2 separate regions of the Mus musculus genome follow, and region 2 is linked to region 1. Evidence: chromatin contacts called from ENCODE Hi-C or POLR2A ChIA-PET data. All regions are on one chromosome and are shown on one strand. Each heading gives the region's core, a stretch centred on a gene start or an enhancer-like site at or near the end of the contact. The rest is flanking DNA. Distances are from core to core; before and after follow the strand shown.

Region 1 (3,467 bases), core at 699-3,198:
GGACCCCCTGTTTGTGCTGGAGCACAGCCTGCCCATCGACACTCAGTACTACCTGGAGCAGCAGCTGGCCAAGCCGCTCTTGCGCATCTTTGAGCCCATCCTGGGTGAGGGCCGTGCAGAGTCTGTGCTGCTGCGTAAGTGGACCGCCCAGGAGGGAGTGTGAGCGGGGAAAGGGGCCGAGGCGGAGGCAGGGACAAGGCCATTCAGCTTCCCTCCTCTAGGCGGTGACCACACACGATGCAAGACTGTGCTCACCAGCAAGGTGGGCGGCCTCTTGGCCTTCACCAAGCGCCGCAACTGTTGCATTGGCTGCCGCTCCGTAATCGACCATCAAGGTGAGACCGAGTTACAGCCCTTATACCCACTGGTCGGGCCCTGCCACAGGACTCCATTCTGCCTGCACTCCAGCGGAGGGTCCTCGCCTGCCCCGGGGTTCCCCAGGGGAGTTTTCCCCACACACTTGGGCCCTTGTTCTCTTGCCTCTGGGGACTTTCAGAAGCCGGGATGGGCAGCGGGTGGAGAAGAGATGCAGGGATGGAGACTAGAACCTGGCTTGGTCCCAATACCTCTGTGCTCACCCACCCCACCCCCAGGAGCCGTGTGTAAGTTCTGTCAGCCACGGGAGTCGGAGCTCTATCAGAAGGAGGTGAGTGAGGCAGGGAGGGAGCTGGAGCACGCCTGATCCGAACAGCCCTGCTCAAGCCACTGTGTCCCCAGGTGTCACACCTGAATGCCTTGGAAGAACGGTTCTCTCGCCTCTGGACACAGTGTCAACGCTGCCAGGGCAGCTTGCATGAGGACGTCATCTGTACCAGGTGTGCCCTCCCCCCTCCTGCCATCAGACTCCTGACCCAGCTGTGGGACCTCACTGCAGAATGGGCAGGGTCTGCCTGGGCTTGGTCTCTGCCTAGCCTCCCCCGGGGTGGGGCCGGGCTTTCCCCAGGGAACAGGCGGGCGGGGCGGGTTCCCACGCCAGGTGACAGCTGATATACAGCTGTCTACCTCTAGGGGTACTGCTGTTATCGGCTTCCCTATGCCCGATAAGCAAACAGCCCCCTCCCCTGGGTGGGCAGCAGGAAGGGGTCAAAGTCCTGGGAACAGCCCCTGACCACCATCCTCCGCAGCCGTGACTGTCCCATCTTCTACATGCGCAAGAAGGTGCGCAAGGACCTGGAAGACCAGGAACGGCTGCTGCAGCGCTTTGGACCGCCCGGCCCTGAGGCCTGGTGACCTGACACGGGACAAGGAATAAAGTTCAGATCTTTTGCTACTGGCTGTGTGTTGTGGTCTTTGGGAACAGGTTGGGTTTCATGGTGTAGACTCTGTACAACCCTCTGGAGCCCCAGTGTGCCTGCCTGTGTCCACACAGGACTGACATCTCTGTTTTCCCTCTGAAACCCAGCATGGGACCCTACTACTCTGTTTTGCCCCTCCCCAGGGGACTGGTGGCCACCCAGCTGGCATTAGGTGCTGTCCAGGCCTGGGGCAGCCCCTAGCACACCTCAGGGCAACATGGGACCCTCCCTGTCACGGCACAGCCATGGAGTAGCTCCCACCAGAGGGTCCTGGTGGTCTGTCTCCCCGGGCTTCCCCTCAGCTCTTGGGAGATTCCCTGTCCTCATACTGTGTCTGGGCTTCATGTTCCCTGCCATCCTGTCCTGGTCACCATTGGTCCCTCTGACATCCTGTCCCCAGGGCCTGCAAATCTTTTGTCTCACTCCCCTTTCTCAGCAATTCTCTCCATGTCAGCCTTCCATCCCCAATGGTGGGGATCCCCAAATCCAGATGGCTCCTAGGCCCACCCTCTCTGCCATGTGACTAGAGGGTTGTGCAATCCAGACCCCTCCCAGAGGGGATTTTTGAGGAGGGCCCCCATGGCCCGCCCCTGGGGGTAGGTAGGCGGAGGCTGGGCCAAATATATATAGGAGTGGTGGCCAGAGCCAGCCTAGCCTGCTCTGAACCACCATGCTTGCTCTGGAGGCTGCACAGTAAGTGGGTAACCCCCAATCCTGTTCTTGGGACCCCCACCCCACTCAGCACAGCATCCTCAGCTTCTGTGGCACCCAGAGGCAGGTGATAAGGGGGTGAATCTCCATCAGCTCTGTCTTCCTAGACAAGGTTCCAGAGATGGTGTGTTCTGGAGACACCCCCACTCCACAACCCGCCCTGACCCCATCCTGCCTAGGTGTTCCCAGGTGTGCCGTCTGTCCTTGACAGTATTGCATGGCTCATTTTCTGGCCCTCTGCACCTTGAGTTCTGTCTGTTTCTAGTTTCTTCTGTCCAGCGTTTCCTTTGGTTCTTGGTTCTGCCCTGGCTGCCCATCCTGGGGCACCAGAAATGAACTGCTTAGCTCACCCCCCCCACCCCCCTTACTGTATTCCTTGCTAGCCTGGCTCTTTAGTTCATTGCTGCTCCTAGTCTCAGCCAGACTTACTAAGACACTCAAACCCAGTTCTCTGGCCAGCCTGTCCCCAGCTGTCTGGGGACTTTCTCCCCTACTTTCCCTGCCTCCCCCAGCGTCTGTGCATGCAAATCCCAGGGAGAGTGGGGGACATTTGCCTGGCACCCGCCCCCTACTTCCTGTCCCGATAGGGTTGTGGGGGGGCCTGGAGGAGAAGGCTGGGCGCACACAGGGACAGCCCACAGACTGCAGAGCTGTGGTGGGTGATCACAGCTGCCACCATCTCCCCTCTGGGCCCCACAACCACTTTGAGACTCAGGTGGCTGAGGGCGGCCCTGACATGCCCCTGTGTCTCTCTCCTGCCAGGCTGGATGGCCCACACTTAAGCTGTTTGGTGAGTTGGACACCCCCCCCCCCACCAGAGTATGTGGCGGCCCGGTATAGCCCATGGGAACTAACCTTACTTAGATCATCTACTTCTGGCCTCAGTTTCCAGTCTCTGTCTCCCCCGACCCCCATCCCCACCACACCTTTCTGTTATTTTCCTCAAACTCCGGGCTACTTCTGAGACCTTGTGTACCTGTCTAGCCCTGTATGGCCTCTTCTTTGGAGTTATGGATCTTACACCTTTTAACTGTAGTATTTTGGACACTATTTTTCCCAACATTTTTGAACTCATAACCCAACAATGACTTTTTCTATGGTGGTGGAGAAGCCCTTCTGCCTTGAGTTTTGTTGGTTTGGTTTGGTTTGGTTTGGTTTGGTTTGGTTTGGTTTGGTATGGTTTGGTTTGAACTGAGACAGGATTTCTCCTGTCTGGCTTTCAAACTCCCTAGGCACCCCTCAGTACTGGGGATATCCAGGAGAGGCACCTGACTCGTAGGTTATTTAGAATTGACGTCTTGGGTGTGCATCAGTGAGTGCCTTCATGGTGTATACCTCTGTAGCCATTACCAGACCCAGATCTAGAAAATTTTCCATTGTTCTGGAGTCCCTTCCTAGGCCGACTCACCCCATATTTTATACTGGTTCATTTGAATGTTTAAAGTGACTTATATTTAGGTC
Region 2 (3,467 bases), core at 303-2,802, 59 kb before region 1:
ACACTCAGCTAGATTGTGGGAAACTGTCCTGACTAGGACCAGTAGTTTGGAGGTTCAGAAGGCTCTGAGGGTTCCTTGGGGGGCGGAGATCTTCTAGAACTTTTGAGAGCTAAGAGCAGAAGATCACAAACAGCCAGGAGGCCCAAAGTTGAGAGAAAAACAGATCTAGGAGTTGGGCCCAGGGAGAATGAGGGAGGGCTCCAAGGAGGGAGAGATGGAGATGGAACTTCAGAGGGTCTGGAGATGGGTGGGACCTGGGACACTGAGGATCGGGAATAAGAAAATGGCTTTGGAGTGTTCAAGGGACAGTGGGAGAAGTTTTGAAGAGGCTGAGGCCATTCTGGGGACCTGCCAAAGGTCTCAGAAGGTGTGTGAGAAAGGTGGGGTAGGACTGTCAGGGAAATCCAGCTAGGAAGCTGTTCCCCAGGATCTATGATGACTAGGAGCAGCAGCGAGTTGGGGTTTAGAAGGTCCCAGGGACGCTTAAGTTTTCGGGAGGTGTCCTTGGAAGGGTGGTCTAAAGAGAGGGGTGTGTTTGCAGGGGTGCAGGGAACTCCAGCTGCAAGGAGGAAGGGCTTCCAGAGAACTGGAGGGCTCAAGAGGAGGAGGGACACTGGGATGGAGTGCTCCGGAAACAGAGCGGTTGGGATAATTAGGAGTGCTCGGAGAGCGCGCTCACCCTGGCAGCCCGCGACGAGTAGGGGTCCTCAAAAAGCGCCCACACACGGGGCTGCCAGCGCCGCCACCAGGTGCCGCCCGCGCCGCCCGCGCCCCCGGCAGGTCCTCCGGCACCTCCGCCCGCGTCCTGAAAACACAGACGCTTGAGCTCGCCGCCTGCCCCGTCCAGGCCGCCGCCTCCTGCGCCCGCCTCGTCGTCCAGTCCCGCATCGTGCGCGCCTCCGGCGTTGGCGTTGGCGTTGGCCGAGGAGTCCGGGGCCTCGAAAGAGTCCAGTGCCTCCTCAGCGTCACGGTGCTGGCGATAGGTCATCCAGCAGCAGGCCTCCACGTCCGTCTCGTCTATGCCCCAGAAGCCCAGCTCCTCCTCGAAGAGCGGCCCGCACACGTCGGCCGGGCAGTGCAGTTTGCCGGTGCGGTAGTAGTTGAGCACGTAGGCGAAGACGCCCGGGTGACGGTCGAAGAAGAACTCGTCCGTGCCCGGGTCGTAGTCAAAGCGCGCGGCCGCCTCGGGCTCGGTCAGCCCGGCCAGTCTGGTCCCTGGCAGGGTGCGCAACGTGGAGCGGTACGTCTCATGGCGCACGCCGCCCACGTTGATCACGATCTTACCGCTGTCGCCGCCGCCGCCGCCGTGCCGCCCCATGGCCACCGCCGGCAGCCCGGGGCATGGCTCGGCACGCCGGCCCCCAGGCCCGCAGGAAAGCGGGGCACCCGCCGGGGAGGCGGCAGTGCCGGGCTGAGAGCACTGCTGCTGCTGCGGCGGCGGCAGAGGCGGCGGTGAGGACTCAGGCGGCTGCGGCGTTGGCACCGGCTGAGGCTGCTGCTTGCCGGTCCCCTGGCGCCCGCGGAACGACCAGACGCACACTGAACTGAGCATTGGACAGGGAGGCGGGGCTGGGAGGGGGCAGGGTCTCGGGGGCGGGGCCCGGGTAGAGAGGCAGACGTGATTGGACAGGAGGAGGCGATGAATGGATGGGAGGGTGTGATTGGGCAGGTGGAGGGAGGGCACGAGCTGATTGGGCTGAGCGACTGGGCGGGGCCACGGCTAGGCAGACTCCGACCCAGCCTAGCTAGAGGAGGTGGGGTTGCACAGAAAGCTCAGGGATTGGATCCTACCTAGGAGAGGGCGGGGCGTCAAGGGGACCCTAAAAATGCCTAACTCAGCAGCACAGCGAAAATGGAGACCTCAGAGCCAGGTATGGGAAAGAGCCAGGTACCGTGAAGGAAGGGGGATCAGGCGTTCAAGGTCATGCTACAAAGTGAGATAGAGGCCAGCCTGGGCTGCATGAGACTCTGCCTCGAAAAAAAAAGGCCTATCAATTCTGGTGGGGGTAGGGGTGAGGAACGGGTTGGGGGGTGGTGGGTGGGGGGAAAGAAGTCACAACAAGAGAAGCTGACAAAAAGAAAACAAATTGCCTAGAGCCCGGGCAGGCGGGACCTGCACTGAAAAGGCAAATGAACGGGAAAGTAGGAGTAATTGGATGCAGCGAGCCCAAGAGATTATTAACAATCCTTATTGGGCCGCGACAATGAGGGGGGAGGGTCTCAACTGGGGTGAGGGCGGTACAAGGGAACTAGAGGTGGAGTTGGAACTTGATTAAATAAAAAAACTCACAGGAGACAGTCGAAGCGGAAGATACTGGGACGCTATGGTAAAGGAAGGAAGGCGAGGCCTGGGAGCCTCTGGATGAAAGCTGGGGAGGGGCGGAGGCTGCAAGTTGTGGAGTTGAGGGAGGTCTTAGGTTCGCTGTCCTCCTGCTTCAACATTAGCATCCCAAGTAGCTGAGATGACAGATGAGCACCACCATGTCCAACTGGATGTTGCAAATTTGGACTTCGTTAGACGGGGTTAGACCTGGGCGAAGAGGATCCGGACGAATGGGAGACACAGGCAGATGGACAGGGTCTATATCTTATATGAAACACCTTCAATAGTCCAGAGGAAGATGCGACTAGTAAGTGGATGGCAAAGTGGGGCGCTAAAAATGAGCATTTAGAGAGCCAGAAGCCTCCAGGCTGGTGGGATGGAGTTCTGGAAATGAGATGCCTGTTAGGGGAAGGACACTCATTGCTGGGCACGGGGCTGGGGGTGGGCTGGAATAGAGAGATTCATTGGTAGAGACCCCGGAGGATGGTCCACTACGTCTTAGGGAAGGGGCAAAAGTTGCCAGCTGGTGGAAGAAAGGGGATGAAGCGTAGACAACAAAGAGTGCAGACAGAAGGGCCAAGAGATGGGTAAAGGAGTGGGGACCAGGCATGCAGGAAAGAGCGCCACCGGGAGCACGGACAACAGCCTCTCAGCCACGAGGTCAGACGGGACCATTGGGAAGGGGCGGGGTTATGGAGGGAAAAGTGAGAAGCCAGAGGAAAGACCTCACACCTCCGAGCGGGTAGGCCCCGCCCTCTGGGCGGTCTTAGGCGCAGGGCCGGCAGTGCGCGAGTGCAGTGGCTGCGGCGGGGGCTGCAGCGGGAGGAGGCGCCTGCGGGAACGAAGAGGGCGGGTCACGGGCTGCGGCGGTCGCTGGCTCCTCGCCTTCCTCTGCAGGCTTTACGCGGGTTCGTATTCCCGTCTCCAGACCCGTTCCCGCTAATGTGTGTTTGTCACCTTTCTCCGCTGTCTCTGTCCTCCTACCTGTCCCCACCACTCTACGTATCCGGTTTCTCTTTTCTAAATCTGTTTCTCCATGTCTCTATATGTGGATCTCTCCTTTCTCCTTTGGGTCTTTGTCCCCCTCCTCTAGGTATCAGGTTCTCTCTCTCGGTCACTTATCTTCCCCATCTGGATCTCTCTC

The links. A loop is a pair of places that touch in the nucleus more often than their neighbours do. ChIA-PET counts read pairs that join two places held with the same protein, here RNA polymerase II (POLR2A).
Region 2: a map of mouse embryonic stem cell shows a loop between it and region 1 (2.7-fold over the local background). The contact joins the promoter of Kcnc3 here to the promoter of Spib in region 1. A Hi-C loop is called at or near these places in 1 of 37 maps with a recorded cell type or tissue (mouse embryonic stem cell). POLR2A ChIA-PET finds 5 or more read pairs at or near these places in 4 of 5 experiments (Patski and embryonic stem cell).

Annotation. Positions count from the first base shown.
Region 1 is chr7:44,530,552-44,534,018 of GRCm38, reverse strand. It overlaps Spib (Spi-B transcription factor (Spi-1/PU.1 related)), which reads left to right and starts at 1,948. Exons shown (of 6, transcript NM_019866.1): 1 at 1,948-1,988; 2 at 2,769-2,796. The coding sequence starts at 1,966. It overlaps Pold1 (polymerase (DNA directed), delta 1, catalytic subunit), which reads left to right. Exons shown (of 27, transcript NM_011131.3): 23 at 2-134; 24 at 222-335; 25 at 594-646; 26 at 718-815; 27 at 1,125-1,275. The coding sequence ends at 1,230.
Region 2 is chr7:44,588,971-44,592,437 of GRCm38, reverse strand. It overlaps Kcnc3 (potassium voltage gated channel, Shaw-related subfamily, member 3), which reads right to left and starts at 1,552. Exons shown (of 4, transcript NM_008422.2): 1 at 680-1,552. The coding sequence starts at 1,552.